Linked DNA regions of Mus musculus: region 1 is linked to region 2. A link is a loop called in an ENCODE intact Hi-C map of the cell type or tissue named here. Cell type or tissue: gastrocnemius. All regions are shown on one strand.

The links. Peaks named below come from ENCODE experiments on the same cell type or tissue, not always from the same donor. Only the 100,000 strongest peaks of a DNase experiment are listed, where the experiment ranks them.
Region 1: it touches region 2 in a loop (2.6-fold over the local background); 10 of 42 quality-filtered maps call a loop at or near these places.

Annotation. Positions count from the first base shown.
Region 1 is chr5:9,108,997-9,116,996 of GRCm38, forward strand. It overlaps Tmem243 (transmembrane protein 243, mitochondrial), which reads left to right. Exons shown (of 5, transcript NM_001081029.1): 3 at 7,484-7,534. Among named protein-coding and RNA genes, the nearest start is that of Tmem243, 12 kb to the left of the region's middle. In gastrocnemius, CTCF peaks have their summits at 791 (motif pointing left) and 3,039 (motif pointing left); DNase peaks (open chromatin) are centred at 3,006, 5,407, 5,949 and 7,429.
Region 2 is chr5:8,938,178-8,946,177 of GRCm38, forward strand. Abcb4 (ATP-binding cassette, sub-family B (MDR/TAP), member 4) reads left to right here. Exons shown (of 28, transcript NM_008830.2): 19 at 402-479; 20 at 1,657-1,740; 21 at 2,734-2,937; 22 at 7,842-7,942. Gm31388 (a long non-coding RNA gene) reads right to left here and starts at 7,498. Exons shown (of 3, transcript XR_001784769.2): 1 at 4,355-7,498; 2 at 967-1,099. In gastrocnemius, a CTCF peak has its summit at 3,296 (motif pointing right); no DNase peak of the experiment used is centred here; H3K27ac peaks cover 4,536 bases.

The DNA of each region.
Region 1 (8,000 bases), 170 kb after region 2:
ATGTGACTCCAGTTCTTACTGCCTCACTTAAAGTGAACCATGGGAAGAAGGGCTGCCTAGTGGGCTTTGCACATTGGCCTGTTGCTTTGCTTCCCTTACTAGGAGTACCCAGGACTCAGACATTTGTGGGCTAGGGAGCTAAGAACTGATAGATGTCGGGCTGGAGGGATGGCTCAGTGGTTAAGAGCACCGGCTGCTCTTCCGAAGGTCCTGAGCTCAAATCCCAGCAACCACATGGTGGTTCACAACCATCCATAATGAGATCTGACGCCCTCTTCTGGTGTGCCTGAAGACAGCTACAGGGTACTTAGATATAATAATAAATAAATCTTAAAAAAAAAAAAAGAACTGATAGGTGTTATATTGTACCCTTTCAGAGTTGGGAGTTCTCAAGAATATCGGGACAGACTTCTGAGTCTTGACCTGGAAGCATGAGTAGAATGTTAGCTGGGCATGGTGACAGTGGATCTCATCAAGAGCCCAGTGCCAATCAGTGAAGTGCACATCTACATCCCAGAAAATATGCTAGGTCACATCTTTTCTCATGGATCCCATGTGCTAAGAGGATGACAGAACATACCTTTCCTCTGTTACCATTGCTTTCTAGGTTCACTTGGCCTTGGTTTTAGTACATTGGTGCCCCTGGGACAAACTGCCACTTGGTGTATAAATTAAGAACAGAAGTTAATTTTCTCACTGTTTTAAGAGGTTGGGAAGTCCAAGACCAAGGTATCAGCAGGATTAGTATCAGGTAAGGGGCTGCTTTCAAGATGGTGACTTGCTGCTGCCCCCTGGGGGGCAGTGATGCTGTGTTCTCAATATAGCAGAATGGAATGGCAAGAGAAGGCTTTGAGAGGTGCTGATCCCATGCAAGAGGGCACCCCCCCCCACTTTTTTGTATTAATCACTTCTCAAAGATGCTATCCATTCCTTCCTCTCTCTACAAATATTTTTTCTAGACAGGTTTTTTTTTTTTTCATAGCCCTGGTTGTCCTGGAACTCATTCTGTAGAGCAGGTTGTCCATAGATTCAGAGACACACCAGCCTCTGCCTAAGTGGTGGAATTAAAGGCATGTGCCACTGTCTTAGTTAGGGTTTTATTGCTGTCAAGAGACCATGATCAAGGCAAGTATTATAAAAGAAACCGTATGATTGGGGCTGACTTATAGTTCCATAGGTTCAGTCCATTATCATATTGATGGGAAGGCTGGCATCGTGCAGGCAGACATGGTGCTGGAGGAGTCGAGAGTTTCACATCTTGATCCATTGGTAGCAAGGAAGAAACTGCTGGGCAGAGCTTGAGCATAGGAGACCTCACCTCACAGTCCTGCCCCACAGCGACACCTAATAGTAGTGCCACTCCCCATGGGCCAAGCATTCAAACACATGTCTATGGGGCCAAACCTATTCAAACCACATCAACCACCATGTCGGGCTCCAAAGAGGACAGTACCTCTCAAGTCAGCCCTGGTGATTATTTCCATATTCTTTTTGGTGGTTGCCACTGTATACATTTTTGGCCAATGCTGCATAATTTGTTGGCAACACCTGTCTCTAGATTCTTGTATATTTCCTTGCTTTTCCTTAAAAAGGGCTTCTCAACTTTCACACTGCAGTGGTTCCGCATTGCCCCCGTCTGTGCCCTGGTCACTCTTCATCTACTATTTTCTATTCTCAGTCAATAGAAAGAGCAGAAAGTGAAAGCTTTCTATCTAAGTAGCAAGCTTGGTAGAAGGTGGGGGGGGGGGGTAGTGCTCTTCTGACATTGAGGGACTTGAGACTTTATGGGCAGTGGTGTTCCTCATTGAGAACCAGTGGCCAATGGTACAAATGGGGATAGCAGACCGAGGAAGGGCACAGGTACAGGAGGGACAGCAATGCAGGCCTCTTTGAGATCCTCTTTAGGATGGAATGGAAACTGGGCACTCCTTTCTCTCTCAGCATCTGCGTGTGGGGATGGCTAAGGATATAACAATGGGATTGAGGATAGGACTCAGAGTCCAAGGATAGAGGGTGCCAGCCACTTCCTGGAGAGGTCGGAAGCAGTCAACTCCGAAGACCAGTGAAACACAGTGAGGGGTTAGCTGAGGCTAGAAAAGGGCAATCTGTAGTAAACCTTGTTTCTTCCTTTAACACCATCTTGATAATTCTGGGTATTGTTGGCAGAAGAATATGGTAAGATACAATGAAGTCACTGTGAACATTGGCAGCCCTCGCAGATTAGTGGCTTGATAGGAAAAGGTGCTCTTCTGGGAGGATGAGGGCATATACCATGATACAAACTTAGAAAGTATACAACTGGGCTGGGCTTCTATTATATGAAGTGGCTCAAAGTCTGAAAATAAAAGCAGCTTTGGCCTTACCATCCCCAACAATGATGTCAATGTGTAGAGGAAGAGATGAGTAGTTTTAAGATATTTAGAATTATCCAGAACTAGGCTTAGTGCCTTAGGCACTCCCCAGGGGTTTTGGGGTTTTTTAGACCACGTGGCTCAGGGTCAGATTCCCAAGATGCTTCCTCCAGGGAGTCTTCAGTGCATTTCTGAAATTGCTAACCCCACAGTCTGCAGGGGAGGGTCACAAGTCACAGGTTTGGTGTAGCAGATTGGTTATGCTCTGACTAATGAATGGGGTCCAGTTTTTGGGACAGAAGAAGAGAACGTAAAAGAGTAGTACAAGGAGGGTTTGGCATAGCACTTAGTTGAGATGAGACAGGGGATTTGTTATGATTGAATTTGGTTTTAAGCTGGCCTGGCAAACAAAATGTCCAGCCTGGTGAAGTCCTGCCTGTTCAGTCTAGGATTAGGACATAGGAGCATGAGCTGTTTGGGGGAGGTTTGGAATTGCCACATATCTCAACATGTCTCATCTTCGAGATGCCTGAAGTGCGGTTCCAGGAAGCACTTGAGAGGATGGTGGGCGGTACCAAGTCACTGATGAAGCTGTTCTGCTACATGCCCATCCCTCAAGCATAGAAGCCACTGTTGGCTGTGTACAGCTCAGGTCCCAAGTCAGAGGGGAGCTCCCTCTACTGGTGAGACGCTTTAAGGAAAATGCTGTTGGCCACTTAACGGTTTAATTCCCTAGTGTGCAATGCTGAAGGAGAGGTCACCTGTCCCACCATTAACTGCCAGCCTTTATGAAAACAGGTGGTTTGTCTTACTTTGATGTAGTAAGTGTAAAATGGGTGATGTTTGGGGGTCTTGAAATGGGACTCTTCTGAGGGATGCTATCCAGAAAGGGTTTGAAGTTGAAGAGATGTTGAGGGATGGTCAAATTGGGAGCAGCGTCTCAACCATTTCACCTCTCAATTCACAGTCACTGTATTGCGAATGTACCTATCAGACCTTTAGCTTATTTTATGGACCAGAATGAGACCTGAGTGTGTATGAAAAACTGCACTTTTATATTCAATGTCATGTAACAAAGGCTGCCTAGAGCCAGAAGTGTGCCTCATTTGATGATCCAGGTTTCATACTTTGATGAGCGAGAATCTGCCACATATCTCAGAAGTGTCCTCTGTCTTCAAGAGACACCTAAAGTTATGTATAGTAACATGTCTTTTCCTTAGCTAAGGACTAGCCATATACTGTGGCTGTACCTTCCCTTTTGAGGAGTAACAGTAAAATGAGTATGAACCCTCCCTTTTGCAGAACTTCACAGAGATGTGTTTGTACAGTAGATGTTATTAAACCCCAGCAACTCCCTCCTCCGCAACGTGAGTCCAAAGGCAGCGCTCAGTGGCTTATCGTAATTGACACTCACTCTGTTATGCACAAGATTCACTGAACACAAATGCTCTTGAGATCGGACAGCTGAGTTGGCTACACCAACGAGCATGGGTACTGTGTAATGTCAGTGCTGTGAAAAGGATGATTCAGATCTTAGGTGGGCTGGAGCTAGACATGATTTTATTATGCTACTCAGAATAATGTAGTTTAAAACACATACACTGTTTATTTTGGGAATTTCTCTTTTGGATTTCTGACCCACAGGTAACTTGAAGCCATGGACAGCAAAGCCTCATTGAAGAGACAGGAGTTTAAATCAGAAATTATTTCATAGGCAATTTCACCCATAAATTCTCTTACCTCTTCCTACTTTTTAAGTGTTCTGGAAACTCTTTTAGAGTTTCACCTTCATCTTTTTATTGTTACTGTTTCACACAAAATCTGTTTTGGGAATAAGGACAACATTAGTTGCTGTGGAAATAGAAGACTGGACATGATGCTTGTGAGCATTCTAAACTCTATAGCAACAGAGTGTTTCCCAAGAGTGGATGATAGCTGCTTGGCTCCTGGATGGTCCTGTCTATATCCTGTTAAGGCCTTTACTACCTGAGTTTGAGTCAATGTGTACCTTCTAACAGTGTGCTGGACAATTAAATGACTGGCCAGACAAGACCGGGGCCTTTGTAAGTTACAAGTGTAGTCTGAAGCAGAATCAGAATTATAAATTGTTGAGACTATCAGTTTATTTTACTCTTCCAAACAAAATGGGGTTAAAGGATCCATTTGGGGGGGTCACATAGTGGCAGAGTAATCTAAGAACTAGGACAAAAAAAAAAAAACTTGGGGTTGTGGAATGGTTTCTGGGAAAGATAGCACTAGTTGCAGACAGAAAAACTTGAGTTTCAGTTTATCTTATAAATGACGAAGTTTAAACCCAGCATTTGTATCCAGGGACCAATGTGGAGCAAATTCTAGCCTTAAATGCACTTTGACACCTTAACTAGTAATCGAATTATCAGTTCTTTGATTTGGAGATTGGCTAGAAGAACCTGCTGTACCCTGGAATATAATCTTTGTCCCAGACAAAGGATTTCTACCCTAGCTCTGAACTATCGAAGTGGCTTGCTCAAGACTCATACCAGATCTTGTTAAAAATATTTTGACTCAGCAGATCCAGAGGGAGAGGGAGAGAGGGAGGGAGGGAGGGAGGGAGGGAGGGAGGGAGGGAGGGAGGGAGAGAGAGAGAGAGAGAGAGAGAGAGAGAGAGAGAGAGAGAGAGAGAGAGAGAGAGAGTGTGTGTGTGTGTGTGGGGATTTAAACCAGCTCTTAGGTGAGGCTAACACAGCTGGCACATAGACCTTATTAGAGTAACCAGGTCTGGATACAGCATTAGAAGTGGGAAATTTCTAATGAACTCTGGCTCTTCTGACCTGGATTTACGGTACTCAAAAGCAGGAGACCTGAGGGCCGGGCACTGGCTGTGAGGAAGCAAACCCTGCTAAGCATTTCGGCCACATCTACCTCAGGAACGGAGAGAGCTGCTGCACTTTAGCAGAGTAGCTGTTGATTAAGGAAACTGTCGAGTGACTATCTAGAAGCCAGGCAGGAGACTATTTAGGTGTGCTTTCATTACATGATCACAACAGTTATGCTACCGTAATAGGCTAACAGGGCATGCTAATAGGCTTTGTGAGGTGCCATCTGTCAACTGACAGCAGGAGTGGCTTTGAGGATATGCTGTCTAGCAAGGAATGTGCAGCTTTTTATGGGGGGAGTAGGCCTGGCAATCTTGTTTCTTTTACTTAGACCTTAGGCACTTTGATTTTCCTGAGCCTTTTTCCATGTGCAGATCATACTGCAATTTCATCCATATGTACATACATATGTATGTCAGGGGTTGATGTTCAATCATTTTCCTTAACATTCTCCATCTATTTTTTGAGATAAGTTCTCTCATTCGGCTCCTCTGGCTGGACACTGAGCTCTACAGACCACACCTCATCTAACTCTAGGGGAGGACTCCGATGCACACTGCTATGTCTAGCTTTCACAAAACACAACACAACCGTGTGTGTATGCTGTGTATGACCAGAGGCCAGGAGAGAGTGTCAGATCCTCTGGAGCTAGAGTTACAAGTGTGAGCTGCTTGAGACCGTGCTTGGAAACCAAACCTGGGCCCAACTCTCCAGGCCTCACGTCCAGGTTTTTAAGTGAATGCTGGGGACTGGCCCAAACTCAGGTCCCCTGGCTTGTGTGGAAGGCACTTTACTAAGCAAGCCATCTCCCCACCCCCTCGTCCCTAGTTTTAGAAAGCATGTCTGGTCAGTTGCCTCTCCGTCAGTTTTGATTTTTTTTTCCCCTCTCCTCTTTACTCTTGATTTTGGTGGACAAGCTGCTGTGACATTTGGAAACTGTGATTTACCTTGTATACCTCTGTTAGTGACAGAGCTGTTAGGATACAAAGACCCATAGTAAATTTCTCCAATCTCTTGAGAGCATATATTCTCAGTTGACGGTTTCACAGACTGGTACAGGTTTTATCCTTCTGCACTCTGATAAACACATATACAGTAGGCATGTGTGGGAGGAAGTTAAGCGAGTAGTAAGTTGCTCTCAGGTCTCTTTTAACTTTTGGTGGGTTGTGTTGTTGCGACCTGTTGAGTTCTTAGTGAAGTTGGGGTATGCTCTTGCATAGATCAGGCACACCACACCCAAAGCCTACTATACACCCAGCTTTGCCTGCCACCTTGTGTTTTTCAAAAGTATAGAGAACTTGAAAGAAAAGTTTTAGTGTGTTGCTGTTTCCATACCCTCTTTCTGTAGATACTAAAACAACCTTTCAAGGGCCAAGGTGGTATGGAGTCTGCCTAGCATCACGTGCAAGGCTGTGGCTGGAAGACCAGCAGCCCCTGCTCCATAAATATGATTTCAGCTTTGGCTTCTCATAAATAAGTTATTCTTGGTGACCCTGAAGTAGTTTCCTAGTCAAGTCTTAAATCCCAACCTTGTTGTATATAATTTTTCCCCCTCTGAGGATGGGTGTGATGAGAAATCAAACCTAGGTCCTGCGCAGGCCAGGCAAGTGCTGTACTACTGAGCAACGACTCTTGCCCCTGTTCTGTAATCTTATAAATAACTTGCCAACCTTATTACTTTGTAACATTGTTAAGCTTGGTTTCAGAGTTTGTTGTAATTTTTGTAAGGTACTTTAAAACACACTGGGCCCACGTTTACCTTAACATGTAAAATTTAGGTTACCCCTACTTTAGGTATGTTTAAAGAATTGGCTGGATTAGGGATGAAAATCCTAAGAAAACTCTTCAGTCAAATAATTCTTTGTTTATATTACTAAAGTTTTACTAAGTTGGAGAAGAAAACCACTGGACTACACTACACACTGGACTACATGCCTTCGTCTCCCTCCAGCATGGCACTCTGGTCCTTTCTAACAGCACCAAGTATTTTTAGGTAGACAGGGCCACTTCCTGTGTCGCTTCCATCCATTCCTATTTCTCGGTCTGAGCATCAACCCCACTACTCCCCATGTTAGGACTAGCAATCCCCAATAGCACACGCGCTCCTCAGTTGCCCTCTCTTTCCAGAGCCATTCCCACATTCCTAGCACCACAGCTTTTTTATTTGGAAGACGTCAAGGGCCAACTCTTGGTCTCTTCATTCTGTAAGATTCCATCTTCCATTCTGGCAGCAGCCCAGTCCAAGACATCTGGCTTACAAACTGTTGTCTCTTTCAGGACCGAATCATCAATTTAGTTGTTGGCAGCTTAACCACCTTGTTGATTCTAGTAAGTACCTTTGTTTGTTTTGCCACATTTGCTCTGTTGGCCAGTTTTGAGAACTTTTAGTGTCAATTCTCCCCAAGACTTTAAAAGAGGGTACAAACATGTGTAGACTATTACAGTCATGGCAGAGTGAATCAGTCAACCGCACTTGCCATTGTTGCCTGCACAGTAGTACACCTGTACAAGTGATACCGTGATAACCAAGTCCTCTACCAGTGGTCACCACCGCTCCCATTTCTCTTAATGCCTTAAACTTGCTTTTAATGCCTAAACAAGTTTTAAAAGACTTATAGGATATTTTAAAATTCTGTATAGCACATTAGATACACATTCTATATAGGTCTATCAGACTAAAAAGCTAGTTTCTAAAGTCTGATAAATACGGATTAAGTTTGTCAAGAGAACAAATCTTAGTTTGTCCTTTGTTTAGTTTATTTTTTGTCTTTAGAAACAAAATGGGATTCAGAAA
Region 2 (8,000 bases):
GAGTGGAAGTGAAACCTAATTGTGGCTTCATCCCAGAGCAGGTGGGGCTGGGCCCTTGGGCTCATTTGGAGTTTGAGAGGAAAGACATCTTTCTTTCTACAGTGCAGCAACCAGAGTGCGACTGCAGAATTTAGAAGCTAGGCACTTTGAATTATATTATTATATCTAGTTCAACACGGTGTCTTAGTTACTGAGATTCTGCCCTCGAAAGTTATTGAAATGGGAGAGAAGCCAAACCTGGACTTTTGGTGTTACAGTTCCAAACCTCACAATGACTCAGCAGCACCTACATTTCAAGTTAACTTTTATTGGCTGAATAGTAAAATAAATGTGAGTGTCTGTAGTTGTGTCAGGACACTAATGAGAAGCAAAGGGGTCCTGAGACTTTTTGTCTCCCCTAGGGCTTCACGTTTGGGAAAGCTGGAGAGATCCTCACCACAAGGCTCCGGTCCATGGCCTTTAAAGCGATGCTAAGGCAGGTGAGTGCATTGCAGATGATACCTAGTGTTTAGATTTAGGACTCTGCCTGCTGCTGTTGGCAAGCCAATGCTCATATTTCCCCTCCAAGACTTCCACGCAAAGAACGACTAGGGCCCTACAAGTTACTGGGGTTCTGAAATAGCCCATGACTTCTCAAGGTTTTCCTGGGAGCAGACATTTCAAGAGCTCTTTGGCTTATTCTGCAACTATCTGTCTCCATGTGTACAGTCATTTACAGTATTTGTGTCTGATCTTTGGATTCTGCAGACAATGGCCAGTCTTTGGAGAAGATGGTTGATAGTGTCCATGTTTATCTGTCACAGTCGACCTTCCAACTAGGTTTTCCCAAAAGCTAGAAATTGACTTATGTTTTGCCTTGTGCCTGTTTTCACTTTTATTCACCAGTTCATTTATTGAAATTGTACATATTATGTAAGTTCCTATTCTGGGGTAGGTTGTATGGGAAAGTGAAAACATGTGTCCCACCTTTAAAGAACAGATCATGAAGAGAGCCAGTAGACTTGAATTGGCATTGTCCCTGTTCACACTGGGCACACGGCAGGCATCGCAGTTTGAGCATGTCTGAATTGATGAATTCTTTGGGAGACCTTCCAAACTCCTGCTATGTGGGAGAAATAACTTTAAATGCAAGTAAAAAATACTGCCAATAAATACTTATAATTAGTATCAAACCAAGAAGACACACTTTAAAAATCCTTATGCAGACAAAATAAAAGCATAGCAAGAATTCAACATTTAATTCCCTTGTTTACAGTTTATTAAAAAAAAAAAAAAGACTTGTCTCTTAGTGAGAATGGCATCCTAGGGAGTAGAGGTGTCCACAGTACAAGTTGTAACAAGGGCTATCTGTGACAATTTGGTAGATAGTGCACCCACCGGAGCCCAGCCTTGGGTGGACTTGGCAGATGAACCCATTCCTTCCCTCTGACTAGGACCCCTTTCTCTTATGGGGAATAGTTAGGACATGTGGCCTTGTGTGTCTGCAGTCGGGTGCTCAGGGTTGTGTCTGGACCCCCACTCTGTATAGAAGGTCTCCCCTGAATTCCAATACCCACAGTCAGTTTAGATATCTCTCTTCACTGAAGTACTTCGAGAGTGCTTTGTTTTTGTTGGTTTTAACTGTGCGTTAATTTAAAGGTGTGTTTTATCCCACAGGACATGAGCTGGTTTGATGATCATAAAAACAGTACTGGAGCACTTTCTACAAGACTCGCCACAGATGCTGCGCAAGTCCAAGGAGTAAGAAGACTGCGCTCTGCTAGTCTTTTCCTTAAGAAAGGAAGCATGGCATTGCTCCATCTACTGAGATGCTTTCAGCTGGGGTTGGGGGTGGGGGCAGAGTGGATAGCTCAGTGGTGGAGAGCTTGCCTGGAGTGCACAAGGCCCTAAAAACAGTTTTGCAAAGATATTTTTAATTGGAAAACCAGGAACATCCCATCCAGCTGAAGCGGACTTGAACCGCAATGGGAAGTTTAGACTTCAAGTAGACTAATGAGCTGGCTCGGTACAGGCATCAGAGGCCCAGGTTCCTTCTGTCTGTCTGGTGCATTGCCTCCTCCATGTTGGCTCTGTGGGGCTCATCTCCTAGTTAGCAACTAGAACTAAAAGCTTCTTCATTTCTCCTCTGAAAAGGACACAAATCTGTACCTCATCCATCAAATGAAAGCCCTTTCCATAACTCTTGTTGTAACAGCTCATAAATCACACTCAAGCCTGAGCCAATAGCTATCTCAAGAGAAGGCTGTTCTCTGGCCAGCTTAGGTCCCCACCCTGTGTGGTTCACTGATCTCACAGGAGAAGAGAAGGGAAGAGACACACCAGAGAGTTGACAGCAATGTCTATGACAATGGTCCTGATTTTTTGAACTGCACAACAACTAATTCAACTGTAGCGTTTGGTGGTTGACAGTCTTGTAGGAAGTGAATACTTGGTAACTTGGTTTCAAGGAGAGTGTAAATTTCTGTCTGAACAATTGAAACAAGTGGTTATTTAAATTATTGGGGTTGTGGTTAGACTCCCCTTTTGAAAGGTTCATGTCCTCACAGCTTATCTGTACAGTAGGTGACTCCATGGGCTGGAAGGATGAGAACAGAGCCTGTCCAGCCTTGTGGGTTAGGCACAAGCTGTGGGTTCATTGAGCAGGTGAAGCTCTTCACATTCTGAGTAGGGCCCTAAGCCTGGAACACATGGCTTTAGGAGTGACTCAGCTGCCTTATTCTGTTTCTCTTGCAGGCCACGGGAACCAGGTTGGCTTTAATTGCACAGAACACAGCCAACCTTGGAACCGGTATTATTATATCATTTATTTACGGTTGGCAACTGACACTTCTGCTGTTATCGGTTGTTCCATTCATTGCTGTAGCAGGAATTGTTGAAATGAAAATGTTGGCTGGCAATGCCAAGAGAGATAAAAAGGAAATGGAAGCTGCTGGAAAGGTGAGCTAAGTGGGCATCAGCTAACAGAAGGGCTGCTTGTACACACACCTGGCTTGCTTTGTCATGTTACACACTACAGCTGATAATATATGGGCTGTGCAGAAATGTTCTACAGTATTGATAATGCCTGGAACTGAGACTGGGATAGTTCTTGTGACATTTCTAGCTTCCAGACAGAACTTGTTATAAATCTCTTTCAAACTGCCTGAATGTATTTCATCTTGACATCATATCCTGGCATCATTGATACAATAAATGTCTCTGTTTTTACAAGTGTAAGGCAGAGTATAGAAATGAATTATCTACAAGAAGATTCCTTGTACCTGTCCCCCATCCTGATATGAATTTTTTTATTGTTAAAGTTAGCCCCACCAGGTGGCAGTAATTCCCTATTTTGTAGTTCTTTTTTTTTTTTTCCATTTTTTATTAGGTATTTAGCTCATTTACATTTCCAATGCTATACCAAAGTCCCCCATACCCACCCACCCCCACTCCCCTACCCACCCACTCCCCCTTTTTGGCCCTGGCGTTCCCCTGTACTGGGGCATATAAAGTTTGCGTGTCCAATGGGCCTCTCTTTCCAGTGATGGCTGACTAGGCCATCTTTTGCTACATATGCAGCTAGAGTCAAGAGCTCCGGGGTACTGGTTAGTTCATAATGTTGTTCCACCTATAGGGTTGCAGATCCTTTTAGCTCCTTGGCTACTTTCTCTAGCTCCTCCATTGGGAGCCTTGTGATCCATCCATTAGCTGACTGTGAGCATCCACTTCTGTGTTTGCTAGGCCCCGGCATAGTCTCACAAGAGACAGCTATATCTGGGTCCTTTCAGCAAAATCTTGCTAGTGTATGCAATGGTGTCAGCGTTTGAATGCTGATTATGAGGTGGATCCCTGGATATGGCAGTCTCTGACCTGCTGAACCAGACCCTTCACTTTTGCAAATGTAGACATGTGGACAGGAAGTAAGTCCAAGCCAAAGCACAATCCTAGTCTCTCATTACGCATCTATGTCTAAATCTACATATAAACATGTGATCTGCAAGGCACACACATTCAGATGGTAAAGCATACATCATCCTTTAATGAAAACTTAGGAAGTAAAGCACATGGTTAGTATAAACTGATAGTTTCTACAGCACCAGTCTTAAAATTCTCTCACAAGCATCACTGCAAACACTTTCATAACTATGTATAGTGGGAAAGACAGGGTCTCTACTTTATGAAGAGACAGGCTTTGGTACTGAGTGACTGTCTACCTATCTATGGCACATGCTTATACACCCATTACTCAAGAGTTAGAGGCATGAGGATTGCCGTTCCTTCAAAGCCATTCTGGGTTACATAGCAATACACTATCATAAAATAAACAAAAACATAACGGAGACTAGGATTGCAGTGATACATGTTTCCACTTAACCAATTCTGTTCACTGAGATCTGCCACTTCCTCCCATCAGTGGTCATGGCTGCCATTCCATGGGGTCAGTGTCCCCCAGACACTTGTCACTTCTGCAGGCATGGCCTTGCCCTGGAATCAGAGTTCTCTGGAAACCTGTGTGTTGTGGGTCCTGGACTTCATTCTTGTTCCCAGGTGCTGAGCTGTTTCTTATGTACTGTTTTTAGGTACCGAAGGATACCATTTTCTTCACACTGTATGCCACAGACTAAAAAACAACAGCATCAACAACAAAACCAACCAAACAGGCAAACAAACAAATCCCCCTTAAAAAAAAAAGTTCTGTCTTCCACCATCTTGTAGTAGTCCTTCTTCATTCCTCAAGAGAACATGATCATAATGAAGATAAATTTTCATTCAGCAAATTACACACAAAAAAAAAATATCTTGAATTGACCCAACATAGTGACCATGGCTCTACTGAGAGAGTTATATTTTGGTAGCAATGAGAATTATCAAAATTTGACAGAAGTATAGTTGTAAGAATTGAGGAGTGTTTTAAACATACAAAAATGTTCAGTTCTCAATCCTGTCCTTCTGCTCATACCATTTGATGCTGGAGAGAAATCTCTTAGTTCTAGTGGCCTTTTTGGTCTTGGTGAAATGAGGTGCTATTCCTGATGCTGTCCAGGTTCCTTCATAAACTTCCTAAAGCTGCCATCGTGGGGATCGGTGGCTGAACGGCTTACGATGCAACCTAATGTTAGGTTTGTGAGATAGTACAAATATTTTAATCCCCAACAATCCAATCATGGTTCAATTTTGTTTTCTAAACCAACTGTTGGTTCATGGGTAGAATCAGGGTTAGTTTCTTGTGTGGTAGGTAGCTTATAATCCTTTGAAGGTCCTTGGAAGGCAGATGAGGGAGTATCCATGCTAGTTTAAGACTAGTGGGGTACACATTAGTTCTACCCTGTGGAGCAGCATAGTGAAACTGGACTCAGAGAAGGGAGCAGAGACCTGGGTGAGCTCCTCTCCACTACTTGCTCAAAAAGATACGGTATTTTACTTGGGTACAATTTTTTATTAGTGAATAAAGTATATCAGGAATTGGGATAGTCTCATTTCAATGTTTCAAGGAGGACTTTTTAATATGAGCAATTGGTGCTAGGTAGTAGGAGGAAGATGGCAAAATAAGATTATAGTTATAAATCATATTATACATGTAATACAATCCTCTAAATATAACACTAATATATGCACAGCCTACTAATTAGTTCCATCAGGCCATCCTTTGTGATCCAAATAACAAATTTATATCATGACCATCTTGAGTAGATCCCGTTTACTGAGCTCAGGCGCCTGTCAGAACTAGACCACAAAGTTAGTCCATGGCCAGAAAATCAAGGGTTAATGGTAAACTTGTTTGTAACTGGTTTCTCCATGTGCAAAATCTCAAAATAGACAGAGCAGTCAGTGCAACTGGCTAAGAGCAGACTTGGCATCAGGTTGCCTGGCAGTCCTCATGCTCCGAGTTAATTCTGAGTCTTTAGGCTAGTGGGGAACCCCCTCTGCACCTTACTTCCTCATTCTGTAAAAACAGGAGTAATACTACCCTACAGGGTTGTCCTCAGGCTAAAGGAAACTGTGCCCTTCAATGTGGCAACATTTTGGCTGCTTCTACTATCTGTTAGATTATTATTACTATTTTAAAGATAGAGTTTTTTAGCCTAATGTAAAAAATATCTTTCACCTACTTACAACTGAAGGCTACAAGTGTTGAAGCTGATGAAACGAAAACACAAAATTTAACATCTGATAACCCTAGTGTTGATGTGATTTAAACTCAATAGCTAATCACAGTCAATACACTAAGGGTGGTTTGGCTATAAGAATTAAAAACAAAACAGCAAAACTTCTGACTGGCTTGGGTTAAAGTGGTTTGACAAAAAGAATGTATTTCAAGAGAAGACAATAATAAGCTCACTGCCTCTTAGACCCACAGGCTGTATTGTCTCTGAGTCTCTCTGTACATATGCCTCTGTCTCTTAGTCCATGCCTCTGTCTCTTAGACACACAGGCTGTATTGTCTCTGAGTCTCTCTGTACATATGCCTCTGTCTCTTAGTCCATGCCTCTGTCTCTTAGACACACAGGCTGTATTGTCTCTGAGTCTCTCTGTACATATGCCTCTGTCTCTTAGTACCATGGGCTATATTGTCTCTGAGTCTCTCTGTACATATGCCTCTGTCTCTTAGACCCACAGGCTGTATTGTTTCTGAGTCTCTCTGTACATATGCCTCTGTCTCTTAGACCCACAGGCTGTATTGTCTCTGAGTCTCTCTGTACATATGCCTCTGTCTCTTAGTCCATGCCTCTGTCTCTTAGACACACAGGCTGTATTGTCTCTGAGTCTCTCTGTACATATGCCTCTGTCTCTTAGTCCATGCCTCTGTCTCTTAGACACACAGGCTGTATTGTCTCTGAGTCTCTCTGTACATATGCCTCTGTCTCTTAGTACCATGGGCTATATTGTCTCTGAGTCTCTCTGTACATATGCCTCTGTCTCTTAGACCCACAGGCTGTATTGTTTCTGAGTCTCTCTGTACATATGCCTCTGTCTCTTAGACCCACAGGCTGTATTGTCTCTGAGTCTCTCTGTACATATGCCTCTGTCTCTTAGTCCATGCCTCTGTCTCTTAGACACACAGGCTGTATTGTCTCTGAGTCTCTCTGTACATATGCCTCTGTCTCTTAGTCCATGCCTCTGTCTCTTAGACACACAGGCTGTATTGTCTCTGAGTCTCTCTGTACATATGCCTCTGTTTCTTAGTCCCATGGGCTACATTCGCTCTGAGTTTCTGCCTCCTGAGTCCACAGGCTGTGCTCTCTTTAAGCCTCTCTGCACATCTGTCTTACTCCTCAACCATCTGCATTCATATCTGCTCCCCAAATGACGGCTACCTCTCAGAATCCACAGGGCCTTCTAACAGGTACTTCCTCCAGCTCCAGGAAACCAAGTCTGATTAACCAGATTCAGGCATGCTTCCGTCATTTAAATAGCAATATAAAGCCGGGTCAATTCATTTCCAGTTGGAGTCTCCTGCTTGTGGGCAGACAGCTTGTTTAAGAAAGGATGTGACCAAGGTGAAAATGGTCATGATTTCAAATGACCTCTAGAAACCATTGCTAAATCATGTCTTCTAGATTCTACCCTATAAAGAAAGCAAGGTCACTAAATGGCTGTGATTGAAGTGACTGCCTGATGGCAGGGGTTTATGTTCCATTCTGGGCTTCAGGTATTCGCTTCCATGAGCACCCAGAGACTTAGCTACTCTACTGTGCCAACCCAAGCCCAGTTTTGTTAGAGACCTGGTCTTAAAGAACATATTCTGCCTTTTGATTTTATTGGAAGGAACCACATTTACTTGGCACTTACAGTACACCAGACAGTTATTTTTCACTTCAGAAATAAAAGTAACACTTCTAATGAAGATCTCTCTGTTATAGATTGCAACAGAGGCAATAGAAAATATTCGAACTGTTGTATCCTTGACCCAAGAAAGAAAATTTGAGTCAATGTATGTTGAAAAATTGCATGGACCTTACAGGTAATATACATACGATTGCTGCATACCTACTGCTTCCCCAGGGCTGTGCTACTGTTCC